Regions from separate parts of the Mus musculus genome. Here region 2 is linked to region 1. The links are chromatin loops, found by intact Hi-C in ENCODE. Cell type or tissue: left cerebral cortex. All regions are shown on one strand. Each heading gives the region's core, and the rest is flanking DNA. Links, peaks and the distances in the headings are about the cores only.

Evidence for each region. A loop is a pair of places that touch in the nucleus more often than their neighbours do. Peaks named below come from ENCODE experiments on the same cell type or tissue, not always from the same donor. Only the 100,000 strongest peaks of a DNase experiment are listed, where the experiment ranks them.
Region 2: a loop joins it to region 1, with 2.3 times the contacts of the local background. A loop is called at or near these places in 2 of 42 quality-filtered maps.

Annotation. Positions count from the first base shown.
Region 1 is chr1:137,676,696-137,693,139 of GRCm38, reverse strand. No RefSeq gene overlaps it. Among named protein-coding and RNA genes, the nearest start is that of Gm34306, 83 kb to the left of the region's middle. In left cerebral cortex, for the core only: no CTCF peak of the experiment used is centred there; a DNase peak (open chromatin) is centred at 6,723.
Region 2 is chr1:137,890,905-137,907,348 of GRCm38, reverse strand. It overlaps Gm4258 (a long non-coding RNA gene), which reads right to left and starts at 8,882. Exons shown (of 3, transcript XR_003948014.1): 1 at 8,564-8,882; 2 at 1-7,921. In left cerebral cortex, for the core only: no CTCF peak of the experiment used is centred there; DNase peaks (open chromatin) are centred at 6,845, 7,001, 8,304, 8,800 and 2 more places; H3K4me3 peaks cover 4,639 bases; H3K27ac peaks cover 4,629 bases.

The DNA.
Region 1 (16,444 bases), core at 3,526-11,525:
CAAAAGACTGATTATGAAAGAAGTCACTTTTTTTGCTTCATATCATCAAAATGAAGCAATCTACCTTAAACTTGGGCTAGAACATCTGAAGATGCACATATGCATACATGTGATTTGGATTATAGAACAACTGATTAATCAACATGCTTTCTTCACATACTTTGACGATCTATAATCAAACAAAGAATAAATATTGTCTTCCACACTAATGATTCAGTTATTGAAAACAGTTTATGCTCATAAGATTACTACATTAAAAAGTGAATTAATGGATTCTAACAATAACTGATTGATTAATTTTGTAATGCTACTGTATCTAAGGACAACTAACTTAACGGCCACAAAGAAAACAATTCCACATGACAGGGTGAGCTCACCCACTTTGTCCCTGTGCCAATGGCTCATGGCGCTTCTGAGAGGAAGGAAACAGGCCCCCTCAATTATGTCTTGCTCAACTCTGTCATTTATACCATTAACCTATGTTTAGTCAGACTGCTTTCAGAGAGCCTGACATCTTCCCAAGCAAATGCAGCTCTTTTCACAATCTCTTCCCTCTGGAAATTAACTTAGATTATTTTCAGATCATTAAAGCTGAGGAAGCTTAGCAGATATTAGGCTCTAGTTCTTTGGAATAGAATAATAAAAATGTGCCTGAGACAAAAGCTTACAGGTAAACCCAGTAGGACAGTTTCTTAAGTGTCTACATGAAAAATGCACCTTAGAGCACCAATGCACATATGTTTCTAAACATCACTAAGGGAAGCCTACTCCTGGCTTTTCACATTGTCAATAGCATTCTTAAAGCACTAGGAGGAGGAGACCCATTAAGACACTGCTTCTGATTTTTATTTTGAGAGTGTGGAGCATGCGTGATGGAGATGTGTCAATTCAGGTTCATTGATTTTAGCAAATGCACTGTCTGTGTGGAATATTCACAGCATAGACAGCGCTACATGCTTGAATCAGGAACCTCACAATTAACCTACTTTCTGAATAGTTCTACTTTGGGCCTGAAGCTGCTCCAAAAGTAATGTTGATTAAACAAACAAACAACAAACTTGCAAGGATAGTCAATAATTCAACCTGGAACTCTTCAGGGTTAATTACTGTGCATGGCTGTAAAGTAGCCTTTTCAAGTAAAAGTTGTTCTGAGTTTATTGATGGGATCATGAGTACTTCTGATGCTTCTACTTAGATCTATACATAGGGCCACTTGGCATAGTTGGCACACAAAGGAGGCATCTAGACTTCCTTTTCCCTTAGGTCTAGAATGAATTCTAGTTAAAAGAATGACACAGGTAGAACTGGACTTTTCTTTCCAGGAACTTTCTGGTAACGACCCTTTTAAAATATCACCATTCTTTCCCGTGTTCCTCTCAAATACTAAAAAAAAGAAACAGGTCTACATCCCCAGCTGGTGCAGGGTAAGAAAGTGTTGAGAACATCAATGATACATGTGGTTAGAATCCAGAGTGCTATTCAGTTCTTAACCGTATCTCCTAATAATATCCCTCTTAACACTTCCTGCTTCCAAGCTATTTTGATATACGTTGAAAATGACCCCAATATACTTCTTTACCTCCATTTCAGAGTTTTATTTTTATTATTCTTTGGTTACTTAAGCAAACACTCTGTGGCTCCAGCCTGACTATCCAGTGAAAGTGAGGTCTCCTGGTTAAATCTAAATGACTCCCCTGGGTAAGTGTCCATTGACCGTTGCTTAGCGCAGCAGATGGACCATCACATGCTTGACTTGAGGCTCAGTGCCCTGGCTTATGAGGACAGTTGCTTAATTCACAGTGTGACTCCAGATACAAGCTGGAACCATCTTTCAAGAGTGCTCAGCTACTTGGAGAAGCTCTGAATTCGTTATTAAAAGGTCTATACAGAACCTTACAGCAGGTACATAGCCAAGGAATGGCTTCAGTAAGATCATACACTTGGCTCAGTCCTAACACTGAAATGATATAGTAGAGCTCTACAACAAAACAGTATTTGCCAGGCATAACAGGGACAATGCACACACAAACTCACAGCAGCTAGGACTGCATACACAGGAGATGGGCAGCTGGGCAAGATCAAGTTCGGTAAAATCTCATCATGGAAGAGGGGAGAACTCATGAAGCTACTGGCAATTGATGGGTGGAGGTTGAATGGAGTTAGATTCACCGGGGATGTGATGAACTAGGAGAGGCCACGTTCTCCGATAAATGATCTCCACGTCCATGCCCATGCAGGCAGAGCTTAAACAGACTCAGTTTTAAAACAAAGCACATGAAACTGGGAAGGAAATGGGATGAGGGAATAGGGAAGGAATTAGGGAGCAGGAGTGGGGTGAATGGCTTTGATTCAAATGCATTATATGCATGGATAAACTTCTTAAACAATGAAATTAACTTATCTTTAAAAAAAGAAATAAATGGTTAGTTAACATAAATGAAAGAAAATTACTTATTCAGACATTTATTTCTCCTGCTTTTGTATCAATTAATCTGAAAATTTGTTGTAAAGTCCATATATTGCCACATACTTTAATAATTGATAGAAAACACAAAGTGCACCTCTCAGATGACAAAGGCTGCTGGAGAACTGAGTGTTGCCTTTCCTGGGTCTTTGTTTCTTGGCATGGCAAACACCAGGCTCTTCCTGCTGAGCTGTGCGTATTTCTCACGGCCGCTCTCTCGGCTGCCTCTCCTTTTGAAAAGTGAAAAATTGGAGACTTGGATATGAGGAAAGTCTGCCCAAATGTATGCAGTAGAGAATAAAATTAGAATACTATATCATTGGCTGTTTCATATTACCATACTATCGACAAAAAATGTGAGCTTTGAAGCCCTCTCCTGAGCACTCATGTTCTTTGTGTCCCAGAAGCCCTTGAGAGTTTTCTTGAGTAAGAGCAGAAGTGGCAGCAGATAACAAAGTGCACTGAGTCCCTCATGGATGCTGATGCCGGGGAGGATGGGAGGGTCAGAGGTACCACACAGCAACTTGCCAGAGTTGTACTTCAGGCAAAATTCTTAACTGCTCAGACCTCCATTTCAACACCTCATCATCCACTAGTATCTAATTTTAGGAAGAAACAACACGATCTACAGCACATTTTGTAATATGAAAAGGTATACATGAAGTTTCCCATCACTCCTAGTCTAATAGAAGTGTTTTAGAGATATTATTTTTATTTTAGCATAGTTGACTGAGTTAAGACCCAATAGACTACAACATCGACGATGATATAAATTCAATGGTAATAAAATAAAAAGACTCTTAGAAAGCTATCTGGAGCCATTTGTATAGTCTACTGCAGACATTTCTCTGAATTTGAAGAGAAGCTACAGGGCAAGAAAGTGTTCTTTTCCATGGGCCATTGTCTTAGGGTTTTACTGCTGTGAACAGACACCATGACCAAGGCAAGTCTTAGAAAAACAGCATTTAATTGGGGCTAGATTATAGGTTCAGAGGTTCAGTCCATTATCATCCAGGTGGGAGCATGGCAGCATCCAGGCAAGCATGGTGCAGGCAGAGCTGAGAGTTCTACATCTTCATCCAAAGGCTGCTAGTGGAAGACTGACTTCCAGGCAAGTAGGATGAGGATCTTAAGCCCACACCCACAGTGACACACCTACTCCTACTAGGTCACACGTATTCCAACAAGGCCACACCTCCAAACAGTGCCACTCCCTGGCCCAAGAATATACAAACCATCACAGCCATCCTCATACTGCCATGCTGAACCTTCCACTTGCCATAACTGACCTTTTCATTTCTCCAGTACTACAAAGAGATGATGCTATCTGAGTGTTTTCTGTTAAAATGTTGGGAATTTGAATCTGGTGGCATGGCCTGTAATACCAGCTTTCAAAAGACCGAGATAGGAAGACTGACACAAGTTTGAGGTCAGCCTGGGCAAAGTGGTGATTTCCAGACCAGCCAGGGTAACAGAATAAGATCCTGTCTCAGAACAAAGCCCTAAAATGAAGGGTAATGGCAGAAGTCAGTGGTAGAACGCTTGCCTAACATGTGCAACATGTCCTCAGTTCAGTCCATAGATCAACACACATGTGCTCACACATATATTTACACACAATTTTTCCAACGTTGAAGATTCAAGGAAAAATAGCATTAAAAAGGTAAATTAATTTCATGAGAGGAAATCACCAAACTTCTTCATTCCCTGAAATCTCTGCTTCTCGGACATAGTAATGATGAAACCATCATTAACATGGAGAAGAGTCATCCAAGTTCCACCCAGCAAAAATACACTACAAGAATACAGAGAGGTGATTGACAATTAGACAAGTATGGAGTGGCTAAGGCTAACAGAGCACTTTGTATGTCCCCAGCCTACAGGGAGAGAGCTGCACTGTGGTTTTAAATCCGGAGGTTGTCACCATTCTGTTCAGTTTTTGAATCATCTCGTGGACCTGAAAAGAATTCCTCCTCAGATATATTCCCTCCTCAGATGCCTTTTCCCTGCAGTGCAGCTCCTCCCCTGAAAAAATAACCAAGAAGGGAGGAAGAAAAAGAGGGAGGGAGGCTAGGAAGGAGGGAAAGGGGAGGGGAAAACGATCCTAAAATTAGCAAGCCATTGAAAACTTGGGGTCCAAGAGAACTATATGATTGGTCAAAAATAAAGAATGTTTTTCTGCACAGTGCTCTGAGTACCGAGGAATGCATAGCTGTCTGAGGGATTCTCTTTTACATCCTCCCTAATGTCCTCCTTCCATCTTTCATTTGAACCAACCTCAAATTTAATACAAAACACAATTTAGATAACTGCCTCAAAGTGTCTTGATTTTATTAAATGACGATTTAAAATACACTCAATGATATCTAAATATTTTCACTAAACTGTCTCCTACTCTAAAGTCTTTTGTTTACTTTTTCTTTCTCCTGATTTGGATTGTAGATAGTTCTGTGTTCAATACCTGTGGGGACATTTGTGGCAGAAAGCAGCAAACAGAAGTAGCAGCCTTTGGCTTTTTCTATTTTTAATTAATCACTCCAAAGGCAGAGAGAGTTTTTTCCCTCAGAAACACAACAAAAGGGGCTTGCCAGCTTATGACTTGCCATTGCATTCACTTAGCCAATAAGCAAACATTTCTGTACATGTTCCAAACATGCATGGGTCAGAGTGTTATGAATGTTGGGTGCTAAGAATAGAATGTGTTGAAGAGACAAATTCACATTTCATGCAGATTATGGGAACTGCTGGATTTTTCTGTGTCACAAATATAAACCCTGTGGAAGGTGAGGGGGTCTGGATCTGAAGTATCCCCCTGAGAGGTCTGGATTAAAATCTTGGTGTCTCATGCAGCTGAGTCAAGAGGTGATTGGGACAGGACTGGATCATGAAAACTCTGGTCTCATCGATGCATTCATCCATTGGTTGTCACAGAAATGAATATACTATTTAAAGGTGCTGGGTATTGCAGAAAGTGTGGGCAGTTTAGAGGAAGTTGGAGATGGCGAGGTATGCCCTAGAAGCTGTATCTTGTCCCTGGCTAGTACCTCTCTCTTTCTTCTTCTTCTTCTTTTCTTCTTCTTCTTCTTCTTCTTCTTCTTCTTCTTCTTCTTCTTCTTCTTCTTCTTCTTCTTCTTCTTCTCTTCTTCTTTATTCTTCTTCTTCTTCTTCTTCTTTCTTCTTTCTTCTTTCTTCTTTCTTCTTTCTTCTTTCTTTTTTCTCCTCCTTCTCCTCCTGCTTCTCCTCCTTCTCCTCCTCCTCCTCCTCCTCCTCCTCCTTCTTCTTCTTCTTCTCTCTCTCTCTCTCTCTCTCTCTCTCTCTCTCTCTCTCTCTCTCTCTGTCTTTTGCCTATCTCTTCTTCACACCCTCAGTGTTTCTCAGATCAATGAGGTGAGCAACTGCACAGTGCCTGTTGCTTCTCCTTGTGATGCTTGATCTCAGTACTGGCCTAGAAACAATGAAACCACTCAACAGCCAATGAAATTTGTGAGCCAAGGTACTCATTCTTGTCCTGCTTTACATTGTTTCTCTCAGTTGTTTGTCATGGGGCTCAAAAGTCACCTCACACAGAGACACAAACCACCCAATAGAGAGACACAAAGGTGAACGAGTGATACTCCCAGGCTGAGACTGGTTAAAAAAAAAAGTATTTTTCCCAAAGAATGGCCTGCCCCAGAGTAGAAGAAGAAAACACAGCAGACTGCCAGGCTTTCTTTAATTGCAGAAGGCTTCTGCTGGGCTCCATTTCCTAAGAAAATGCAGCATGAAGAAGATGCCTGCTTCGAGAACAACTATTCTTCAATTAACACACACATAACCAGGATATTGCTTCAAATCCACATCTCACAGTGGGCCTTCCCTGTTTCCTTAGCTGTTCTCTGCCAAGGCCTCTGCATGGACATGGCCTTCTGTCCCCCATTCTTCTCCAGTCTCAGGTTTTTTTTGTATTGTTTTGTTTGGTTTTTTGTTGTTTTTGGGGGGATTGTTTTGAGGGTTTTGGTGGGGGTTGTGATTTTGTTTTGGTTGGTTGGTTGGTTGGCTTTTTTGCTGTTGTTTGCTTTTGTGTTTGCTTGGTTTTGTTTGGTTTTGTATTTTTGCTCCTAGTTTCCGCTGTCACTCATGCCATTCGCCCTTCTTGGAAGCACTTTTGCTTCACATTCATTTTGCCTGGTTAATCACGAGTATTCAAATTGGGCATCCCGCTCATCAAGAAAGCATCTGGTCTCTCTAGTCTGCCTCCTGTAATGCAGCTGTAGTTTTGTAATAATTGCGCAGACTGCATTTTGTACACCATAAATGCATCTTCTCATAGACTGAGAGCTCTCTGAGGACAGGAAACATGACCAGCTCTGTAAATCTCTGTGACTTCAAATAATATCTGGCCATACTAGGCATTCAACCGGTGTCTGCTAAGCTTCATGAAATTGCTTACTGAATAATCTGACAACACATCAGGAATCTTTCATCAAGATTCTAATTTTAGAGAATCCAGATGTTTCTAGGCAAGCACATAAATATGCCAGTAACTTTTCAGGGACCATCAGTGTATCCTTTCTCTGATTTAAGGATGTATCAGATACAGTGTCAGAGTCTTGAACTTTAAGAACTATTATTCCTCAGGAAAGACTTTGTAATTAAGTGGATGTACTGTCCAGAGCTGAGCTCAGTTCTAGTGTCATGATTACTATGGTTATCATATACATAATAATGAAAGTATCCCTTGAATGTATCTAGAATCTGAGTGTGCCAGATAGCATCTCATGAGTAATAGCTCTGGATGGAAAAAGGGGTGGACATTATGACTGTCACTTTATAGATGTGAGAGAGAGAGTTGAGGTTCCAAGAGGCCATGATACCTCAAGCATATTCAATTACAAAGCCAGAATTGAAGCCATTTGTTAAATTTTGACTCATGTTGCCTGCTAAAATACCAGAGAGAAATCATGTTTCCAAGAGGAGTTAGGATTTCCCATCTTAATTCCCATCTAAGCATAATTTCAAAAGGAGACACAGGATTTGTTCATAGAACAATGGGAAACAATTATATTTTTGCCACACACCATTGCTTTTACATTCCATAAGTATGTCAGCCAAATTAGGTAGGCTTTAGTCAATGAGTAATGTGGAAATTGTCACTGCTCATTAGAAGTCCATATTGTAGAGAGTTAGTTGTTTTCACACTAATCATATAATTGGCACAGTAGAACTGTAGAAAGTACAAAAACTAGTCTTTTGGGAGCATATTGATCTCAGTGATCTGTAGAGGGTGGCATGTGTGTGCAGTAAGTTTGCCTGTGTGAGTCGGGAGGGTGTCATGTGCAAGTGTCTATGCCTATACTAACTTACCACTTTCTGTAATAAACCAAAGGCAGCTAACCTCTCTCATCTCCACCCATTTTATTTCCTGTTCCAATTTGTCAACAAGTAAGAAGTGTAATATTAATGATATAGTTTTATCAAATCCTCTAACAAGCAAAATTTGAGTATTAAGTAAACTGTGTGCTAGATCCTATGTATTCTGTTACCATAATTTGTAAACTAGCCAGTCTTGGCTCTTCTGTTTACCATACAATCTAATAGAGGAGACAGATATATTCCCATTGTTACAGAAGCATGCAATATCTATCACAATGATAGACCAATAGATCAAAGGCAGCTCAGCCTAGCCAATGAGAACAGGATACTAGAGAGAAATCACATGATCTTAAGTTTAATTATCTTATTAAGCGTCTGCCACATATTAAGTAGTCAATAAATACCTGCTGGTTGATCAATGATAAAATCCCATTTAACTGTTTTAAAACTGCTAGATACAAACTATAATTATATAATCATTATATTCCTTCTTCCAAAGGCATGAATTTGACAATTTCATCTAAACTTATGGAATTACAACATTCATTCTTGATTCATTTCAGAATTTCTCACATCTGCCAATGTTGGGGTATGGCTCTGAGCAGGGACCACTTTCTTTCAGCTCTGTTTGACAAGCCTTTCCCTGCTTGTGCAGTGCAGACAGCCTTGTCTCAGAAGTGCTTCACTCTGAAGGGATAAATGGTTCTCCATGTTATTAGAGGGCAGGGTGCTCCTATTTTAAAAAACAACAACAACAAAAAAAAAAACCCAAAAAACAACTCCTTTCTTGACTGATTTAGACTCTTGCTTCTGTATCCTATCCATTTCTGACCTAGATGAGCCAACTTGAAACAAAAAAATAATGATCTTGACAGTCTCTGGGATTTCTTAGAACCCTAAAATGCAGTGTGCTTCTTTTAGGTAAAGGCCAACAAACCAAAAGCTGACATCCACTCCTCCTTGGAAAATGCTCTCCACACACCTGCTTTAAAACAAATCTCTTTAATTAGGAAAATAAAATCAAATTCCAAAATCGAAAATATTTGGGATTTCCAAAATGGTATAAAAACCTTTTGACAACATACCTTCCTGGTCCTGGAAAATTCTAGTAAAAATAGTATCTGAAGACCTTAACAAATCCCTGAAGGTGCTGTGGTCTTCTGGAGCAAAATGTGAAATGCTTTTAGCCCTACGGGTTGATTTCTGTTTAATTCCAGTTTAAGAATTTCCTCGTGGCTCGGACTATGGGGCTGTGCACTTATTCACTAACATAAATAAGCTGGCAAGCCCAGCTCAGGCACAAATAGTATGCTGGATGCTTAAATGCTCAAATTAAATAAACCCCCTGTTCACTGTGTCCCTTCATCCTCCCTGTTCTTTGATTTCTACCCCTTCCCTCCTTCCACAGCCTAAATAGCAAGATCAAAAGGTGGAAATACTAGTGATATTTTGGAAAGGAGACTAGATGGAATCCAGATGGGTGGAAATTTTTATATGATTTTTACAAACTTGGCCAGAGTTGAACACTGCTGTAACTTCTCTCTATGTCATCTGAGCTTCTTTAGTTGGGTCACTTCCCCTAAAATGTACCTCCAGAAGTATATATTTAAACAATGGAAAAAGAGTTTGTAGAACAATTGATACTGTTCTATCCAAAAAGTCCATGTAGAAGTCCAAGCAACTTGCTCGTTATTGCCAGGGAGGCAAAGCACCATTTTCAACTGTAACCTTGGTGATTTGCTCAAAATCAAACTGGAGTCTAGTGACATCATAGGTCTCTCATTTGTTTTGTTGGTAGTGAATAAACACTCACTTGTTATTAGGTCATGAAAGAGACTTCAGAAATACTCTCACTATGCTTTTGTCATGGAAATAAGCATGTTCAGTTGTTTTTTTTTAATTTTTTTATAAATTCTCTCTGTGTGTATTTAATGATATAGAAGTGCAGTTGTCATGTTAGTACATAAGAACATAGAAATAATATTGCATATCAAATAAAAATGATCACTATTTTGTCCCTATATTTGCCACATTTTAGGTCATTGCCTAAAATATATTGCTATATCTCCATATAAGAAAACAAAAACAAAATCCATGAATATAGTTAATAACTTCTGAAAAAAACTTTATTGGGTTCTCAAATGTTTGTAGATTCATCATCTAGAAAGTTAGACATACACCTGAGTGCAAATTCCTGCATTGACTTCATAAGCACTGACACACTCTCTGTAGATAATACCTGGTAAGTTTGAATTCATTTCTAACATTTAAATCTTGTAGCATGGAAATGGGGCTCATTACATGGAAGCAGTGGCTGAGACTTTCTGAAGCACAATGCACTACATATAAAGCCTGTCTGTCTGTGGTACTTCCAGTCTGGAGGACACTCTCTACGCTGCAGATGAGCAAACTGGTGTTGCTTATTGGTTTTGCTCTTTTTTGTTTGCAGAATTTCAATAGTTGGCATACTGACAGAGTTTTAGTCATTAGCACAGAAGTCTTCCTACCAAACATCTAGCTGAGTAGAGCTGAAGTGTCAGGAAATACAAAGCTACATCTCTACATTATTATTATCGGATATTTTCTTTATTTACATTTCAAATGCTATCCCCTTTCCCCATTCCCCACCTCAGAAACCCCCTATCACATCCTCCATCCTCCTGCTTCTATGAGGCTATACCCCCACCTACCCACCCACCCACTCCTGCCTCCCTGCCCTCACATTCCCCTACACTGTGGCATTGAAACTTCACCAGACCAAGGGCCTCAGGTGGAAAGAACTCAGAAGTACTTCAACAGAGGAATGGATACAAAAATGTAGTACATTTACACAATGGAGTACTACTCAGCTATTAAAAACGATGAATTCATGGCATTCTTAGGCAAATAGATAGAACAAGAAAATATCTTCCTGAATGAGGTAACCCAGTCACAAAAGAACACACATGGCATGCACTCAGTGATAAAATGCTAAATCATATGGACAAATTGCTCTCTCTCAGTCTTTCCCTTTATCCCTTTTTTCCCCTTCTACTTTTCCATTTCTATAAACTGATATACATTGTTGAAAGAGCTTTTTTTAATGAATGCACACAGCTAGGCATATTAGTTAAATCATTTTCAACTCCTTTAGGTATGTGTGTGTGTGTATATATATATATATATGTGTGTGTGTGTGTGTGTGTGTGTGTGTGTGTGTGTGTGTGTATACCTAAGTATATATGACAATAACATATGATAAATATCTTACATATAATATACAATTTTGTTTATCTATACATGAACAAATCACTTATAATGAAAGCATGAGATTCTATTGACTTTGACTTTGTTAGTACATTATTATGCATACCGTCAAAATTAGAATTTAAAAGTGCCTCTCTATAGATATTTTAAGAACAACAATTTCCATCAGTTAAGTAAGACCAGATATTCGTCAATTTTGAGACAAATATATTATGATCTTTTGGTATCTATACTTGAAATGGGGGAAGGGTACTGACACTACTCATAGCTTTGGAAATGAAATAACTTATTGTACATGAATGAAATCTTCAGTTTTTATTCAAATGTCTGAGATCCAAGAAAATAACACATAAGTTGCACTCATAAAATGCATAAGTAAATTTCACCATATTAAATGCTATTACATTTTCACAGAGATAAAATATATTCATGGAAGATAAATTAAAAATAGGTTCAAGACCAAAACAATTACTACTCATTGGGAATCTTGAAGAAATTTGTAGACCAGCAGAACTTATAACAAAATGAGTACATATTGCATGTGAGTATAAACAATTACCATGGCATGTGAACCTTACCACATTGGCCAATATAGAATATGAAGGCAGAAACTTGAGATAGATTTAAAGCTATGGTCATAAGTCAACACTCTCAAGCAGAAACATTGTATAATATCTAATAATTCCCAGTCTGAACTCACGCATTCTATAAACAAGAGTCTGGTGTGTGTTAGGCTACATGTGATGCTCAGTGGCAAGTGAGCCATCTAGCAAAGACCAGTGCTTTAGAAGAGGTTTATTCAACTCTTTCAGCATGTCTCCATTTGGAGAAAATGAAGTGAAGTGGACTGCTTTTACTGTGACCAGTTCAGTCAACAAACATCTGGGTAGTCCTATGAGGTAGGGGACATCTGGATAGTCCTATGAGGTAGGGGAATGCATAAGCAACCAAAGTGAAGATATTCCTAATATAGAACAGTGACTTTTGGTTTACAGCAAGGACACACATGTTTCTTCTTAATCAAGATAATCCAAGTATTCTCCCGTCCTAACTTGTCTGATCCAGAGTTTTAGTCACTTGTTCACCTTCTGTCCTGAAGCCTGGGAAGATTATTCTGCAGAATAAAGTGGTAGGTACTCTGATTCTGTCCTGGGGAAACCAAACAGACTAGCAGAGGTGGGCCAGCCCCTGCTTCAACAGGAGATAGAACTGCCCGTTGCTTGAGTTTGAAAGAATGATGAGTGTTTCTCAAAGACAAAAATCTTATTCTTTCAGGGATATGATTGATCTGGGACAAGTTTTGTTTTCTGGTCACCGGACTGAATGTAGGAGAAAATTCATGAAAAAAGAAATCTGATCAGATCATTGGAAAAGCAACCAATGGTTAACACATAAGAGAGCTATACCCAGGCATGCTTTCAAGTCAACAGAGAGTCCTTCTGAAAACTTTGCATGCAGAGTCTTCTGCATGCAGATGAGACATGGCAATCTTTAGACACCAGCCCCATACAGCTGGGATAAAATCACCCTAGGTCGGTTCCTCCAGACTGATGTGAAGTTCGTCTCAGTAGGAGTCAGAAATCACTACTGACTCAGCAAGAAAGAAAGTCTGGTATGGTGAGGCATTTCCACATCTCCAGCTCTACTTTCTGTCATTCAAGCTAGACAATTGAAGACAAGAGAGATAGTTTTACACTTGAATGAGTTTTGACGTGCTAAGTGTTAAAGGGAACTATACATAATATCCAGAATATATAAGGAACTGAAATATAATCCAACATCAATTTCACAAAATCATTGAATGTGAAAGAATATTGGAAGGGGTTCAACATACTTAGTCATGAAAGTGAATAAGCTCCTTTAACCAGAACAGCTATTATCAAAAGCATAAGATAGTAAATACTGTCAATAATGGAGAAAGAGGAACTTGGCACATTCTTGGTGAGAATTTAAATTAGGGCGACTCTTATGAAAAAAAACAGCATTGAAAGCATCCAGATAACTCAAATTAGAACCATCACAAGAAGCAATAACTATATTATTTGACATACATAAAGAATTGATGCAATCGATATGTTTAACAGATTTCTGTACACTCAGGGCCATTTCAGCACTATCCATTCAGAACAGCCAAAACCAAATCAAGCTGAGTTTCTCTGAACTGATGAACAGAGAAAAATTTGGTACATATGTGTGATTGAATATTATACTGTGATCCTGTCCTTTGTAACAAGTTGGGCTAAATGAGGGTCATTATGTTAAGTAAAATATACCGGGCTCTCAAGATATGTGTCATTTGATGTCATTCATGGAGATCCAGTGCACCTCATATCTGGGCTGTTGAGTGTAAATAGCAACTGTCAGAGACTGGAAGGATACAAAAGAAGGAAAGGGAGAAAATTTGGTGGTAGTACTACTACATTAGGGAAAGATAAGAATTTCCATTGTGCTGTTGCTCTTTATAATAATGTTTTGATAGTTTAAAAAGTGTCTAGAAGAAAGGATTCTATATTTTTTAATGTTTAACCATAAAATTATAAATGTTTGAGGTAATGATGATGATGATGATGGTGGTGGTGGTGGTGGTGGTGTGTGTGTGTGTGTGTGTGTATTTTGGTACCTCACAGTATACATATGAAATTTTATGTGTTTAAAGAATTTTTATCAATTATAAGGAAAAATACAGTTCAGCTTGGATAAGTTGTAGGGAACCTTCCATAGCATTCAAGAGTAGCCCCACAAAACTACCATTTGGTTCTTCCCTCTTATCTTTGTCAGTGTATTTTTTTCCATTTCCATGAATACAGGGCTCCCCAAGTTCTAACTTTGGCTTCATGCTTCAAGTCTCTCTTCCCTTGGTATGGGAACCACACCTGCTTCTGCAGAATCTAGTGACACTGTGCTGGGTGTCACTGGCAAATGTAGATTGGCATCTTAACCTCACGCCTGTCTCAAAGGTCTGATTTCTGAGATTTTTCCAATAATCTGTACCCTACACCTACACACAGAATTTCAGCCTGCTGATGCACCAGGTGCGATGCTTATTAATGGCAAGATGCTCTGATCCTCCAGTCCCTGATGTGGGACATTATGTCATCTCAAATCTATCAGCTATCCAGGTGCTCTTAGCCTGGCCTCAGCTGTAGCCTTCTCAGGTATGACACAATTTTGTTTGTTTGCTTGTTTGTTTGTTTGTTTGTTTGTGTAACTTACCTCTCTCCAAATCTGTTGCTTCCTGAGGAGAAGAGTTGCTAAAATCTTGCTCATTCTGAGATGGCCTTTACTGTGGCTGTTCTTCTGTTGTTTTTGCTTATCATCTAGCTCTTACAATAATTCCATCATGTAAGAAAATATATGATGGAGGTGGAACAGGAGTGCACATTGGGGCAGCACTGTGGTTGCTAAGACATGGGTCTTATACCATGAGCTCAAGGCCTTCAAACAAGGTTTCTCTATTTAGAACTTTCGAAATGATTCTAATACTTCAAAGGTATTTTCTCTACATTTGAAAGAAGTCAGGATCTTGGTTCCAGGACTACACCGAAACTAGTCTCACAGGTGAGAGTGTGGACTACAGAAGCTAACAGCTTCTGGGACAGGCGGGAGCCATAGAGCTTCTGAGACAGCCCCCTTTTCAGGCTCCAGACATCCAGGCACTTTCCCTGCCAGGTGTTAGGTGTCCACCCAGCCTGGGAGGGCTTTGCAGGAGCACCTGGGGGAGCCATCTTGGTTCCCTGATCCCTCCCAGACTAGTCTGTGCAGGTGAGAGTGTGGACTACAGAAGCTAACAGCTTCAGTGACAGGCCGAAGCAACACAGCTTCTGGGACAGGTCCTGTTTTGGGCCTTCATCTTCGGCCAGGAGGGAGGTCTGAACGCCAGATATCTGTGCACCTTCCCTGTAAGAGGAGAGCTTGCCTGCAGAGAGTGCTCTGACCACTGAAACTCAGAGGAGAGATCTAGTCTCCCAGGTCTGCTGATAGAGGCTAACAGAATCACGAGAGAAACAAACTCTAACCAGAAACAACTATAACAACTAACTCCAGAGATTACCAGATGGTGAAAGGCAAACATAAGAATCTTACTAACAGAAACCAAGGCCACTCAGCATCATCAGAACCCAGCACTCCAACCTTGCCCAGTCAGGGGCACCCCAACACATTCAGAAAGCTAGACCTGGATTTAAAAGCATATCTAATGATGATGGACATCAAGAGGGACTTTAATAACTCACTTAAAGAAATACAGGAGAACACTGATAAACAGGAAGAAGACCTTAAAGAGGAAGCACAAAAATCCCTTAAAGAATTGCAGGAAATCTTGACTCTAGCTGCATATATACCAAAAGATGGCCTAGTCGGCCATCACTGGAAAGAGAGGCCCATTGGACTTGCAAACTTTATATGCCCCAGTACAGGGGAACACCAGGGCCAAAAAGGGGGAGTGGGTGGGCAGGGGAGTGGGGGTGGGTGGATATGGGGGACTTTTGGTATAGCATTGGAAATGTAAATGAGTTAAATACCAAATAAAAAATGGAAAAAAAAAAAAAAGAATTGCAGGAAAACATGACCAAACAGGTAATGGAATTGAATAAAACCATCCAAGACCTAAAAAGGGAAGTAGACACAATAAAGAAAACCCAAAGTGAGGCAATGCTGGAGATAGAAACCCTAGGAAAGAAATCTGGAACCATAGCCGTGAGTATCAGCAACAGAATACAAGAGATGGAAAAGGGAATCTCAGGTGCAGAACATTCCATAGAGAACATCGGCACAACAATCAAAGATAATACAAAACGCAAAAAGATCCTAAATCAAAGCATCCAGGATATCCAGGACACAATGAGAAGACCAAACCTACGGATAATAGGAGTTGATGAGAATGAAGATTTTCAACTTAAAGGGCAGGCAAATATCTTCAACAAAATTATAGAAGAAAACTTCCCAAACCTAAAGAACGACTTGCCCATGAACATACAAGAAGCCTACAGAACTCCAAATAGACTGGACCAGAAAAGTAATTCCTCCTGACACATAATAATCAGAACAACAAATGCACTAAATAAAGAGAGAATATTAAAAGCAGTAAGGGAAAATGTCAAGTAACATATAAAGGCAAGCCTATCAGAATTACACCATATTTTTCCAGAGACTATGAAAGCCAGAAGAGCCTGGACAGATGTTATACAGACACTAAGGGAACACAAATTCCAGCCAATGCTACTATACCCAGCCAAACTTTCAATTACCTTAGATGGAGAAACAAAAGTATTCCATGACAGAACCAAATTTACACATTATCTTTCCACGAATCCAGCTCTTCAAAGGATAATAACAGAAAAAAAAATACAAGGACAGAAACCTCATCTTACAAAAAGCAAGAAG
Region 2 (16,444 bases), core at 4,966-12,965, 210 kb before region 1:
TTTAGATTCAGGTTGTAGTAATGTGTTTTAGATTCAGTTATACCTTAAAGAACGGCCATACTCACTGCTTATAAACTACAAAGGAAGTGTGTCTAAGTTTATAGAGCTTTGGAAAATGTTCCCATAACGACTGTGTATTTTTTAACATTCAGCATATTTTGCTCATTCAGGACTGGAAGTTTGCTCAGAGTGACCCATAATGTTCAAGCACTTGCACAAATGTTGCACCTGGAACAAAGAGGAGTGAAGGGGGCAAAGGTCAAAGCCAAGCCTTAATAAGCATCGACTAAACAGACTTCAGACTTAGTGAAAAGTCCAGACGCCCCCTGCAGCGTCATCTTACATCTGATTTTTCTCTTTTCAACATGGAGTATAATCCATAAATACCACCAAATCACTGGCAGCTTAGCCTCGGGTTTTAGTTTAGGGTTTTGTTTGTTTGTTTGTTTGTTTGTTTGGTTGGTTGGTTGGTTTTTTGTTTTTATCTTCTAGAGACTCCCCCCACCCCTTTGCAAAGATTTAAAAATTTAACCCTTTGCATCCCCCTATTAACCAATGAATGCCACGTTAGCTTACATCTGTAACCCTTTCCAGGACAAGAGGTGCCTTGAGTGTTTCCAAGGCAGAGTGCTGGCTGAGGGATTCCTATTTGCCTAAGACGTTTTGAATAACATTCTGATGAATGACTAATGGATCAAGACGATCAAACTTCACAGTCAGCAAAAAAGTGTGTCTTTCATGCATAGTCCACTGTGGTAGACTTAAATGGACACTTAGAGGATGGCCTAGTAGGTCATCAATGAGAGAAGCCCTTGGTCCTATGAAGGTTCTATGCCCAGTATAGGGAAATGCCAGGGCCAGGAAGTGGGAGTGGGTGGGTTGGGGAGCAGGGGGAGGGGATAGGGGATTTTCAGAGGGGAAACTAGAAAGGGGGATAGCATTGAAATGTAAATAAACAAAATATCTAATAAAAAATAAGAAATATAAAAAAATGTAACTTTATTTTGAAAAAACAAAAACAAAAAAACAAAACCTTAAAAGGAATTGCCTTTCTTCCACTTACTATCACAAAGAAGTTAAATTTGCATATGAGTTTCTATATGTGCATATGAGTGCTGAAAATGTCTAAATTTGGAGACTCTTCTAACTTCAGGTTAGGTGACACAGTCTGTCCTGATAATTTTATTGGCTTAATCTCATGGCTGCATGCTTTATTATCTCTCCTTTAACCTTTATTTTCTTTTAAACAATGCTTTTCCTCCAGGAAATATAGTTGGTCAAAGGGAGAACACAGAATAAACTGGGCATCCACCTTGAGCTTAGTAACTGAGAGAAGCCTTCCATTTGGAGGTGGGCTCACTGCAGGAGCTAGATGTGAGAGAAGCTGAGGCAAATTCAGTGGCTTGTTATTTACGACATTGCAGATTTTCAGAATGCCAGAGACATCTGCATGAGCCCCTATATTTATCCTCCCATCTATTCGTATAGCACCACTTCCTTTACAGCTAAGGATATAAAATTAGAAAACACAAGAGCGGACTGGTATGGGTATGATCCATAAGCCTCTCAATGAAAGATGAGGCTAACTGTCAGTGAGCACTAATGGCTGGGTGCACAGCATACTGGATGGGAGGCGTCTACTGTACAGGAAAGATTAAGCTGGAGAAGGCTCCTAAGCAAGAAAACCAGTACAAACAGTGTCCAGGGAGAGCTGAAGGGGGACCTGGGTTTCCACTGGATCTCAATCACAGAGTCATTGCTACGTTTCACAGGACAGGAAAGGGACACCGTGAGGGCAGACATTTTGTACAGCTGCAAAGATTCCGTAACTGTCCATAATTTTTCCTGGACTTTTTTTTTTTTAACCAAAATGAAAATTAGGATTCATGAAGCAAAATCAGAATGGGAATCTCAACCACAAACTTGCAAAAATGAAAACTACTAACACTCACTTAGCTTAATGAGATGTGGCGTTATTGTTGCATTAAATACTTTTAATCGGCCTTGACCCTCACAGAATCAAGACCTGCTTAGTAGCCAATGGTACTACAGAAAAGAGGAAAATAGAAGTAGCTGAGAACTATCACCCTTATTTAAAACTGTTTCTTGATTATTTAGTATGAATGATGAAGAATTTCAATCCCAATTTAATTTAATAATCCCCGTGATCCCATTCTCCATTATTTTCTATAGCCTGGCTCTGATTCATGATTAAATCAACTCCGTGGTTCTGATGGTAAAGATAAGCTGTAGCTAGTTATAAAGTAAAACATTAGATGGCACTTTACTCTCATTTCTATTGTTAGGTCATAGTTTTGATCTCGTAAGATTTTAAACATAGTCACACAGGGTAAGGCAGAATTGGGCAAATTGGAGCAGTGAACTCATATTTGTAATTGGCTTTTCCAATTTTAAGTCAATAAGAAAAATATTTAATATGAGAATAGCTCACATGCTTAAAGACATGATGACAGTCCTCGGTCTCATGTATGGAAGTACAAGTTTGACTCACAGAGAGTTACAGTAAGCTATCCGAACTTTAATTTTCCCAAAGTTTGTAAAAAATTGACTTCATGTACTAGTGGCTTAGACCACAACTTTCAGAACTGTAAATTCTAGCAGTCCATCTTGATATTTGTATAATTTTGACACAAAAATCCTAATGAACGTTACCATTCCTAAGATGTATAAATTTTCAAACATTTGCATGAACGTAGCTCATGACAAAGCATCTCTTTATTTGTCAATCTCTATATTTGTCAATATATTTGTTACATACTAGGCTGTCCCCCATCCCAAATAATGAGTATAACCTTGAATCCAGGGCCTGCACTGCTATAAAGCCTCTATAGGATTTTCCAGTGGCACCAATAATTGATATTTACTTTCTTAATTTCTGTCTGCTTTTAAAATGTGCACCACGAGTTCAACTTTTCTTCTAAGATTTTATGTCAAAATAATGTCAGTATCTCACAGTTTGCCATTCCAAAAACATACTTAGAACATAGTACTTTTAACTGTAAAAATGAATATAAAGATAATGATTTGAGTCAAGAATTTATCCAAAAGAGCGTCTGAGTATAGCTCAGTGGTCAAATCTGTGCTTAGCACACGTTAGGCCTTGGGTTCAAGCCTTAGCACCACAACATCCCTAAAATGAGCTTGACAACAACAAAAAAATTATGGGTGCCTACCAAAGTAGATACCCACTTTCAAAGCATATATAACTAACTTCATTGAACTATATATTATGTATATACATATGTATATACATATATACATACATATCTCATCTTCTATTTCCAGTATTATTGTTAGAAAAAGTATGAATAAACATCAAGGAAAATATTTTTCATTTCTTATCATTCATTTACAATATATCAAAAAATCTTGATAATTAATATTTCCATAAAATTGAAAATGCATGCAGATAATACTAATAAATATCATGTATACATATGACATAATAATGATTTACATAAGGAATGGGGAAAATAAATATGACATTCTATCTTCCTATCTCAATTCAATTGTTATGCTACTATTTTAAGGTACTTTTTTAAAAAACAAAGCTGTGTAAGTGAATGACAATTCTTTTGGATTTTTATGATTAAATGAGAGAATCAGATCAACTAATTTACACTAAAGAATAATCATGCAGTTATTTAATGTTAAACATTTTCAATATTTTCAGCTAGTTTGGATAGGCTAGGAAGGGTAAAATACAAAGCCAGAGCTGAGGCAGAGGCTTACAATGCCTCTAGTGATTTCTGTCCCGGCCCTTCCTCTGCACATGGTCAATTAGAATTGAAAATCCTGTGCTGATTTCATTCGCTGGAATTTTTAAGCAGGTCAGGAAGAAAGATGTTATTGAAAGGAAGAGTCTCATCTAAATAAGAAAGGAGCGTGTGGCCATCTGGTCTTAGCTATACGTATAAAAAGTTATTTCAGCTGAACTAAGGGTTGGTGTTTTAAAAGATGTGCCAAAAATCAACCCAAAATTCATTTATTTGTTTTATATATATATATATATATATATATATATATATCCTAAATGTTTCTGTTTAAACTTCCAAATATGCATTTGGTTCATTTCCTATCTGTGATTCATGAGTCGGTCTGACCCCAGTGTCTCCCTGGGCCTGAGTAGGTTGCAAGCAGAGGGCCAGTCCATCACTTTCCATACTCTCTGCCATCACGAGGGCATCTAACAAAACAGTGGCTCTTTTGTAAGTTATAAAAATCACTTTGATAGTATTCATTCCAATTAATCTTGAGTTCAGCACGCGTTCAGAGTGGAGGTAGGAGATTTGGAGCATAGAGCAGCTGAACCAGTTCCCCTTCTTAGCTATTGCGACCAGAGTTTCCTTCCATCTCTGAACACTGCTTGGGCATCTGTGCACAATAATTTCAGGCCTTTAACCTACAGGGTAAGCTTTAAAAAACACAATCTTTTTCTTCATGAGAGATTACGACCACAGAGTGTACTTTCAGGAATCAACTGGGTGCTCAGAAACACAGTCTAGTTCTGTAGTAATTATTGTTCTGTTCTTCAAATTTGGATTGAAGTTTTTGAGTTAGGAAAGTAGTAGGGTGTGTAGTATCTATAATAATATCTCACCCACTTTACTCAGTACCTGAGCATGATTCTCACTTAGAAGAATCATAACCAGTGGATCTTGCTACCCAAGTTTCATTGTATTAAAGTACAGTCACACTCTACGTTTCAAACCCTCTTGTACAATAACAAAAATAAATTGTGACCACAATCCTATATTCTAGTGTGCATGTTAAATATCACCCACACCTGGTCACAACCCTCAGCTGATGCTGAGGAGCCAGTAAAATCTACAACAAAAAGACTTGGAGTAAGAATATTCTGTGATCACCAAGGCTCTTGATGCATCCCTGACATGAAAGGACATGGGTTGTTTTCTGTTTGGGTACATCTATCTCCTGTTTGTTCTGCTATTTCCAATAAACCATTACCATTGTGTAAGGAGAACAAACTATAGGAAATTGTTTGCTCACAGTTATGTTCTGAAACACCATTTGTTCTTGAACTGGCCTTACGTCGTCCAGCTATTTCAATCAAGTCCATTATCTTCTTGTCTTTGAAAGATGCCTTTCTAGTAACCTGTATCCCCAGAGGGCCAGGTCAGGTCTGCCTTTTAGAAAGTAGGGTGGAATCAAAAACAGCTTGTTCATTTTCTCTCTTGGAGAAAGAAATTAAATTATTTTTCATCAGGCCAGAACTTCAGTGTGTGTTGGGAGGGAACCTTTACACGAAAATAGAAAGTCATGCCTTAGAAAAAGTTATTTACTTGTTTACATTGGAGTGTTACGCCACAGAAATACCAGTCAACTTATATAATTTTTGTAAGTACAAAATGTGTTAATTCTTCAACTGTATGCTTTTCTGGACAATAATCAAATGAAGCAGTAATTTTTTATTCTCTTGCTTTAAAACAATCACATAATACATTGGCAAATAAATCCGTTGTTCTGTTGATCCTTTACTGCAATTGTTCACAGACACAGGCTTTCAAAATCTTTTCTAAATTAGAAGTACAAAGAATGAATTTCAACGCTTACAAAACTGAATATCAAATGCCAGGCATGTCTGAGCTAGCAAACATATCATAATTCCTACATTATTAATAAGTTACATATAAAAACTTGATAAGGTGTAGAATGCATGTGGAATTTTTCTCCATCTCTATCTCAAATTACAGGGTGGCAAAAGAAATTATCTTTCTTCCATTCGACATAAGAAAAATAAAATAATACCATATGTATGTTAATAAAGATCTGAGGACTTGATTGGTAGGTGACTCTTTAGGGAAGACCCCCAAAGTAGAGATGAAAAATATAGAGTGAACAACTGCACAAACACTGAATCCAAGTTCCAGCTAATCCAGAGACATACGCACAAAGGCACAAAATGGGCATCGCTTCAAAATCATTTGTATAAATGATTCTTTCCTTGAGGAATTTTAATAGTAAAAATCAATTAAAAGTAATCGCAAATGACAAATACCAATTCATAATGACTATTACTTTTGTAAAATTTTGAGCCAAATTATTTTAAAACGCTTTTCATTTCATCTATTCATATTGAAATCTAGCCACATGTATAATCAGCATGTTAATAAGGCGTACTAGAAGCACAGAACTCTGGCTACATGACTATATCATGATAAGCACACCCATACTGCCCCGTAAACACATCTGAGAGAGAGAGAGAGAGAGAGAGAGAGAGAGAGAGAGAGAGAGAGAGAGAACTCTGAATAAAAGACTGCTTTCCTATGTCTGTTGGTTAACCCCGCAAACACTTGAACTTCCTATGGGCACACACCCAGCAGACGCTGGCGTCTAGGTGATTGAAAATGTTGCCCACAAAGGCAAAATTTTATCTGTGATGACATCACCAACTAACCTGGCTTCGTTGTGATAGAGTGATGTGTTTTTCTGGCTCATGTGTGCGCCTTAAGTGTGTGGGAGACAGAGAATGAGAAAAAGACACAGAGGCAAAAAGAACGATGCTTACAGAACTGCAGCCTCAGAAACCCTCTGCAGCCCTCTCAGCAAGGCTTGTAAGAACCTTCCCACAGACCTCAGACTTCCCCCCCACCCCGATCTTATATAGCTTAAGTTTGTTCAAAAATGCATTCCCCACACCAGTGAATTCTGTTTCGTTTAGTTAACACACTGTAAATCCTCAAATATTCTGCCAGGATCCGTGGAGATGGGATTTCCACACCAAATGAGGCGTGTGCTTCTATGCGAAATGGTGCAGGAGTTGCAGTGTCCCTGGAGACCTGCCTTCGAGTGCTTGAGACATCTCGGTTTTAAAGGCAATGAAAGGGTTAAAAATTGAGTCTGTCTAGGGTAGGAGAAAGGGGATATTGTTGTCTTTAATCTTTCCGCAGTATGTGTACGACTTCCATCCCGGATCTGCACATAGTGGTGGAAAGGCTCGGCATGCATTGCGTGCAAGCTCCTTGATTGTAGAAGGGGGGTGGGGGGGGGGGGGACCTGGCTGGAGTCCAGACAGGCTGGAGCTCTGTTGATCATTATGTCTAGCCTTCAGGTGTCTCAGCGCACAGTGGGCGGCAGTGGGGGAGGTGTAGATAACATGAGAGAGCAGACAAAGAAAAACTGGTGTATTTTTAAAAGATTATGTGAAATTCTGTGCTCAAGCCTCCTTTAAAAAAAAATGATTCCTAATGTCTTGGACTTTCATAATTACAGCACCGGCTCGGCTCTGGCACCTCTCTAAGCCGTAATTAGTTCTGTCTGGAGCCTCTGAATAATTCCTTTCAATAATTGATGGAGTTAATATTCTCTTTTAAAAATGGGGAGGGCAGTGTGTTCTTATAAACTCTCTTTCTGTCAGAGTCTTTGTTGTTCAGAATCTTCATCAGTCATAATCACACTGATCTGATTTGCAGTTTCATTTCTTATGAGACCAAACATAACTTTTTAAGGATTTAGATGATTCTAGAAGGAAAGACACAATCCAGCATTGCTGGATTACCCTAGTTGACTATGAAAAGAAAGCAGTAACAGGAACAATTTCTACCATTTGTTTCCAATTGTTTTTTTTTTTTTTAAATGCTGCTTTGAATGTCACTTCTGTTTAAAACTCCATCAAAAAAAAATCTTACCATAAATACAACTTAGATGTTAGCTATAGCCTTGCCTCCTCCCGCAGGAAGACATTCTAAATTATTTTATTCTTTGAGGATTCTTCTATGAAGAAGCTTCGGCATGCTTCCTCCCCACCCCCCACATCCTCACCCCACCCTATTAGGAATTTTAAAAAAATCTTTATATGGAGGCCTGGCTCCTAAGACAGAAAGCTGTCTTTTCCTTCTCCACACTGGCCACTTTCAGCTGCCGTCACTCGTGCCCGGACCTCGTTTCACATTTTGTGGACAAAAAAAAAAAAACAAAAAACAAACAAAAAAAAAAACAAAAAAAAAAACAAACAAAAAACAGTTCAGTCTCTGTCATTATTGTAAAATTTAAAACACTTCAAAAATGAATCAAAAGAAAGCCCTGGCTTGAAGCCATTGTTCAGATTTAAGAGCTATTTTGCCTCCAAGTGTCTTTAGCAGTCTTTCATGGCTAATTATAATAACTGTCAGATGTCTGGAAAGTGTGGGGTGCCCTAGCCAGTGGAGTCAGCAAAGTTTGCCTTTTATTTTTCCTGGGGACAAATCAAATCTGATTAGACATAAAGAGCGAAAAGAAGAGAACTAAGTACACATGTGTGTGCCTTCATTTTTTTTCCCTATGAACAAAGCAGCATGCTGGAGCAGTGTCCCAGTGCGGAGTCTCCTACAGCTACTCTTCAGAAAGCCTTACTTTTCTTTTTAATTCTTTATCTTTCACAGAAGAAAGCATGCAACAAATGCTCCCCGGTACAGTTCCCTGCCCTTTGGCTACCTTTCAAACTACGCATAAAAGGATTCCCTGGCAAATCTTCGAGTATTTGGGGCTTCTGGCAGAAAACTATTTTAATCAGCGCACTTGACGGAAAGAAATGTATACTTACAATTTTCAAATGCTGCTTCTTGCTCTAGTTCCTCGTCCCTGCAGGGCGAAGCCGAGGCTTCTCTCCGGAACAAACTGCGGTGCAGGTGCAGAGTCTTGTTTGCATGCCCAGGAAGGGGGGGAAGCATTTCCTAAAGTCACTCGGAACTCGCTACTTGTGCTCAGGCATCCCTGCTCCACCGTACTATCTGCAGTTCTGAATTGAACTAAATTAGAGCCCATGCGAAAGGCAGGGGCAGGCAGTCATGTGAGAGACACGCCGCCATCCTATTGGCCACAGAACCATAGCTTAGGCATTCTGCCTTTTCCACTATTGGTGAAGAGTTAAAACTGAAAGCATTTAGATCCTCCTCTCCTGCCTATTTGTCCTTTATGTGTGGAAGAATGACTGTAGGATTTCACAGTGACAGATCAGTTAGGAGTCACTGAAGTCACCCTCCCAGAGACTGTGGGAGGGGGTGAGAAACTCAGCTTTTGCAAGATCCCCCCCCCCTTTTCATCCCCTTGACCTGCAATTTTGTGTGTGATTTGCCTTCAAGAAAAATGTTGTTGTTGCTGCTCTCCCTTCAGCTCCAGTGATGATAGAAATAGATTATCATTGCATCCCTTTGCAGAATTTGTCAGGCTGAGGAGCACCAGGATCAAGGACTTCCAATGATAAGTTTTCTGATTTTATTTTAAAAACTAAGAAGGTTTTAGTGCAGTTCTAAACCAACATACTGAATTATTCATGAGTGACACCGGCAACAGAATTAAGGTTTTTTTTTTTTTTTTGAGTCGTTAGCTCATTCTGTAGAAAACCAAGGGGAAAGTAACGCTGAAAATATCAAAAAAGCAAAATGCCAGGGAAATTAAATGAGAAACTCAAACTAAGTCAGCTAACGTGGATGAGGAAATACACTCTTCTCCCTCAAATTCCATCTTTAATTACCTCTTTAAGCAACATAAAATGTCCATAAAACTTGGAGACAAACTGTATTTTCCAGTTATCCAGGGGGATATTTACACACCAGGGTTCTTAAAACACCTGAGATATTTGTCAAGACTTAAAGCTTAAGGTCCCATAAAATCATCGAATCCCACTCTCTCAATACCGAAGCATGCCTGACAAATAATGGCTGCCTTGTAACACTAATGCCGAGTTAAACCAAATGAAAGCAATCTTGCTGCAACATCATCCTGCCCTTGCTGACAATACCGCCAAAGAGCCAGTCACTCTTATATGTAGTCAGTCTTTAGGATAACCCAGTCTCTTTTACTACTTGCATTTCTCTACGAGAAACTCACACTTTCCTACAATGGCATCTTTTGGATCTTACCCCATTATTTATGTCTCTATGAATAGTTACGTTATTTAAGGGAGCCTTACTTTATGTCACGGATGTAACAAGACTTCACATCTTTAGTCCATCTTCACAACAGTAACTTCATTAGCTTTTTGCTTATATTTTATTAATATTTTGAGAAATTCTTAGGATATAATTTGATCATATTTACTCTCTCGTCCCCCACCTAACTCCTCAGCAGTCTACCCCCATCATTTGTATCTCTTTCTGTTGTTTTCTCTCCTTAAACAAGCCACATAGTCCAGTTTATTCACTGGTATGGGGCCATCCACTGGAGCACAGTTGATCTACCAGCAGCCACACCCTTAAAAAAACCAACTTTGGGTTGCCCTGAAGTTGTTGGCTGTTGCTCACATTTCATAGATGAGGAAATGAGCTTCAAGCTACTCCAGGTCCTGTAGCTGGTAGCTCGTGCCCTGTGGCACTCATTCATTTACATGTACAACTCTTATTCGTCTATAGAGACAGCACCGGAGTTCTCCCAAGGTGTCCACAGCATCATTTGCCTTGATTATTTCCTTCCTGGTGTAACTAACGTATTTGAATATCTATGCATAGCTATGGGATATTCACTATTCAATGTAAGCTAGGTTCAGATTCAGGTAAGTGGCCCATAAGGGACTGGAAACACAGGTTAAGGACAACTGTGGAACCACATTTACATCTGAGCCCTGCAAAAGGTTCAAACTGTAGCTTATGGCCACAGGAGCCTGGAGTTTTCTAGAGTGTTGTTCCGGCCACTATTACTGGTCCAAATGTTTGAATGCAATGCTTAGTAGGACAACAAGCCCTAGAAATGTTCAAAACAGGAGTCAAAGGGTCCATCTCAAGCTGGGAAAGTCAGGGGGCAGCCATTACCCCTTGCACTCTTTCAGAGAGGGCAATTAAATGCCTCTGTGCTACTAAACCTCACCTATAAATTTCAATCTTCCAAATAAGTCATCCTCTCTGAAATATTTTAAAGCTCACTGCTTCTTGTCATTGGAAGTATTCTTCCCTTTTTTGTCCTGTATACTTTTTTTTTCTTTATCTCTAAGGATTTTTTTTGTTGTCGTTCATTTCATGCACTGTGTTTCCTCTGGTTTCTTTACAGATATGTTTTTTGTAGTCTCCTGTATGACTTTAGTTTTCACTCCACAGATTTTAGCATACGGACAGATGGCACTTATGAATGCTGCATTGAAGCAGACTTACTGCAGGATCTGATGAAGAGGAATAGCTGTTCCCCCTTCACCCCAGAACTGTCAATTACAGTGTGATACTGAAGAGTGGTTTCCATTTACCACACACTGAAATTGTAGATCTTGTAGACCACACAACATCCTTTCCTTTGGATGTCTCAATCCCATGAACACAACACTTTCAACATCAAAGTGACTGGCTCTTCCCTGAATTTTACAATATCTCAATGAGAGTATCAGTGTCTACCAGAGAGCCAGGGTGACATGGAATTAAGATCCAATCTTTCTTCGACAGACATCTTCGTATCTAGATAACTAGCCTCCCAGTATTACACATCTCTTGACTTGCTCTGTCCCATTCCAGATGAGTGTTCTGAATTATGCATTTTGGTTAGGACTATATCTCATCTTGTCCCCAGCCATATGGAAACTCCACCCCTTTTTCTATTGGTAGCAATGAAAATAGAAATAACACCAATAAGTTCATTTCATGATGATGTGTTGTTCTCAAAATTTCAAAGTCATATGGATGTACTTTTGAAATGTACTCAGATAAGCATTTTAAAAAGTTTTAGTCTTATAAAAATATGTGTGTTCAAGGCAATAATTTTTGCTTCCAAAGTGCAGACAGAAATCTATTTGAAAATGAAAGTTTTTGATGGCAGAATTAGACATACTAAGTTACATGCCACCAAATAAGCCTGATACAAAACGTGTTGTGAATCCTAAAATGTCTCCAAGTAACCACACTTTTCAGTAATAGTTTATTATATTTATACCAGAGTCACTACATCTCAAAGCCCTTTTACATTCATCTCCTATTTATCTAATATCAAACAATCAAGGCAGACGTATAAGCATTACCCAATTAATACAGGAAAACTAAAACCTGGAAAATTCTATGACATCTAGAAATTACAACATGGAAGCAGATTTATGTCTCTGCACCCCAACATTTAAGGCTACAGTAAGGACAGAATACGCAGTGTTTTACACATGCAAATAACTTACTTGATTAAGAACTGAATTATGGCTTTAAACTTTCATTCCAAAGGAAAAGATTCATGGAAGTTTCTGCCTTTCACACATTTACGTTCAAATTGCTTTCATTACAAAATTAGCTCTTGGTAGTAATTTTCTTTGCTTGTCATGGGTGGTCTGAGTCTTGGGTGGGAAAATTGGGATCAGATGAAAATGAGCTATCTGAACAGGAAGTTTCTCAGCCACTCTGAATTTACAATAAGCACACAGTGGGAAGTGTGGCCAGATCACAGCGAGATGAGCCAAGCACACTACATACAAAGCCTCTTCCTTTCTGTTAAATGCTAAAAGACAAATATTTGGGGGAAACATAGATTTATTTTTTTACCTTGAAATATATAAATGCTTTTAACTTTTCTAGGCTTGTTATTTTCTCTGGAGTACTAAGACGACATTTCTTACAAGTAAGCAAAAGTTAAATAATTTAGACAATGAAAGTTAGCCAAATATACACATGGTTTATTCAGGGCAAAGCCAATAACTCAATATTTTGATTTTTCATTTTCATGTGGCTGTTTTGGCACCAGGTAGAATAGAGAAAATAAGCAATTTGACCAACTGGTATGTTAATCTTTCAGTTCCAAACCCTCAGCTGATTTAGAGGCAAAGTTTATTTCCTGTTTTCCTTTGATTATAGAAGAGCAGCTACAGAGACAGATCCTCTGTTTAGAATTAAGTTAACCAACACAAAGTGACATCATTGCTTCATCAGATTAATAACACACTTAGTTTTAGACAAAAGAATAATTATTTTACGGGAGTTTGATCCTCACTTGTCAATACAACATGCTTTGATATTCACTTACAGAAATGCTTCAAATCATTGTGTCCATGGAGATCTTGAGGTCATGTTAAAATGCTGCCTGTTTTTATAATAGTCTGAAGTATGCCTTAGATTCTTCATAGTAAAAGTCCTGAGTGATGTTGATGCCTCTGGTTAACTGGCTTTCTTCATGCACAAAGCCCTGACATTTATATTAGGACATAACATTAAAAACCAGCACCGTGAGGGCCATGGGGTAGTTGTCCCAAGGAGAGTTAGCCTCTAAACCTTTCCATTTATTTAGCTTCCCCTCTTTTTCAGCTGTCGCCCTCGTTCCTTGTTGTACCACAACTTGCTCTCAAAGGACAGAAAATGGCATCTCATTCACTCACTTAACTTCAAAAGATACCTCTGAACTGGACCCAGAAAGCTGCACCCGTTCATTCTTCACATACCAGCAAACTGAATCTATAAAACTCAGCTGCTCTCCTCCCCACACAACCCCAACATGCAGCCATGCAATGTGCTGGCTACTCCATTTGTCTATTCCAGGTTATCCTGCTTCAACTTCAGTCGTGGTCACATTTTTTTTTTTGAACTCTTGAGTTGTTTCTTTCTTTCTCAAATATTGATACCTTGGGCTTGCTTTGTGTGTGCTTTTAATCTTTTGTGTGGTATTATCATTTTTTCCTAAACAAAACTTGAAATTAACCTGCTGCTTCTCTGAAACATTTCTGTAGTGTTGTTCTGGACTTGATAGGTTAATAACAATCCCTAGGATCATTGTCCTCCTAGACAGAGCCCTTCCAGGTAGGTACAATGAGAGAAGATAAACCATCCGTCTGTGTAGCCAGCAGGGAAATTAAAGGCAATGGGACACTCAGGGAGAAAAAATGGCAAGAGTAAAATTCTTTCATAATCCTTAAGTTAACACTATGCAGTACTTCTTCACTGCCATCGCTGGGCACATGTGCTTCTTCTGACAGGACAGGTACAGTTGATTATGATGGTCCAGATCCTCGGTGTCTAAGAATGCCCATGTGTTTGTGACACAATGGCATGGCAAGGCTGAAATATTATAAACACTACTTACGAGTTGAGTATACTCATGGAAAGTTCTACTGAATTTTTTTTTTTTAACATTTAGGGTTCTTATTTGACAAAGGTTTGTCTTACATTTTTTATTTGTTTTAGAAAATATTCCTGAAACCTCGACAGCAGCTGACTTGACCTTTTGTTTAATAGTAGCTAGCATCTAACAGTCAACTAACTTTAAACAAGTTAGCTACTGACCACACCCCCCAAAAAAAGTGAAACACATCAGAAGACATAAGGGACAGTTTTATTCTGTGACTTGAATTTCTTAACCTGGATAAATTCATGCCATCCTGGCCACAGCAAGTATTTATCGAAGTTTTCATTACGAAAAGTGTTCAAAAGTGTTCAGCTTAGCAGACAGCACTGTAGTTCTGAGATCCATCTATACAGTCAACTCTAACTTCACTTCCAGCTCTTGGGTGGTCTAATGTTGAGATAATTAATTAAGGCCCAGGAAAAGCATCTGCTGTCCACATTTCGTCTTGGATGAGAGAAATTATTTTATCCATTACTTAAAGAAAGTTAATACCCAAAGGCTACACATTAGCACTGTCTTGAATTAGGACTCACCAAATCTGAAAACCAGCTATTCACATGGAATCTACTTTAATAACTTATGAAAATTTAAACCAAATTGGATTAATAATTTAAGGAGAGAAGTTCTACGAGTGAAGCTTAAAAATGTAAAGCTTCACTATAAGCAGTGCAAACAGTAGACAGAAAATGTGTTTTAACATTTGTCTTAAAAGCAGGAGAAAATCCCTGGTTAGCATTTATCAGAATAATACATAAAGGAGGGAATGAAAAACTTAATTCAAAGGTTTGAAAAGGGAAAAGCATTCCCCAATCCTCCACATTAAAAAAAAAAAAAAAGCCACTGTGTCATAGTCATTTCCTTTTTTTGAGTTAAATTGTCTTTAAAAGTAGTGATGGTGAAGAAAGTGAAAACTCTTCCATTTTCCTGCCTCAGGAGATGAGTGCTGTTTTGAAAGTATTTTATTTAACCACTGCCATTAGGGAGTGGTCCAGAGGACGAAGAGCTATGGAAACACCTCAGAGACACAGTCAGGTGGGAAGTGTGCTAGTACCTGAGTCTCAAGTCTGCATGGGAGGAGAGTAAAATGGAATCATGGAAGGATCTAAAACTTGAGTGCTGATGTCACAGGACAATTCTTTAGGTTACAATGTGTGATCAAATAAAACTCCACCCTTTAAAACTATAAAGGGCGTCAGGCTGGTTACTTGCACTGCAGCAAGGTACAGCGTTTCAGTCATCCTGAGAGGAGCATATTTTATCTCAACTGGTTCAATACCCCTTGATCAGCTAACACTGACTAGATCTATTGGATCCTTCTAGATCTGTCTTCTAAAATCCCCATTGTGGGTAGCCAACTAATGACTGACCCAAAGTGAGACCCATCCCATGAGAGAGACCCAACCCCTGACACTATTAATGATACTCTGCTTGCAGACAGGAGCCTACCATAACTGGCCTCTGACAGGTTCCACCAAGCAACTGAAGGAAACAGATACTGAAACCCACAGCTGAACAAGAGGCAGAGCTGTGGAGAGTGGGGTCTTGTGGAAGAGTAGAAGATTGAGGGAACCAGAGGGGTCAAGAACACCACAAGAAGACCTACAGAGTCAACTGATCTGGGATCATGGGGGCTCACAAAGACTGAACCACCAACCAGAAAGCATGCATGGGGTGGACTTGGGCCCCTTACATATATGTAACAGATGTGCAGCATGGTCCCCATGTGGGTTCCCTAACAATTGAATAGAGGACTGACTCTAACTCTCTTGCTTACCTTTGGATACCGTCCCCCTAGCTGGTCTGCCTTGTCTGGCCTCAGTAGGCTAGGATGCACCCAGTACTGCTGAAAGTTGATATGCCAGGACAGGTTGGTATCCATGGGGGTCTTCCTTTCTCACAGGACAACGGAAAGAGGAAATGGAGGAAGGGAAGAAGAGTGGGACTGGGAGGAGAGAAAGGAGGGAGCTGTGATCGGGATGTAAAGTGAATAAATACATAAATAAATTGAGCGGGGAAGCAAACCCTATTGCAGAATTTCTCAGGCAACAGTCCTCCGTGGTCTAGCTATGAGCCTTGGCCAAAAAGTCAATTAATCCAATTTCTTTGTTAAGAATGGAAAATTATAACTAAGAGGCTTGGGTTCAGAGTAAGGTGCAAAGGAAGGAAAGGCCTTCATACCGTAAGTAAATGGGTCTCAGTGACTCGAGAAATAGTTAAGGTGCAATTTTAATATAAAAAGACAATTGACTTCTTTAGTGTCAGTAAACATTCTTGAAAAAAAAAACCTGATACATATTATCTAATCTTTGTCAAAGACACCATATGAGTTTTAAATAATTTTTATTTGTAATATGCATGGTAAGACTGAACCAGTCAGTCAGAAATGGTTTTTGAGAATGTACTATTTACCAGCATC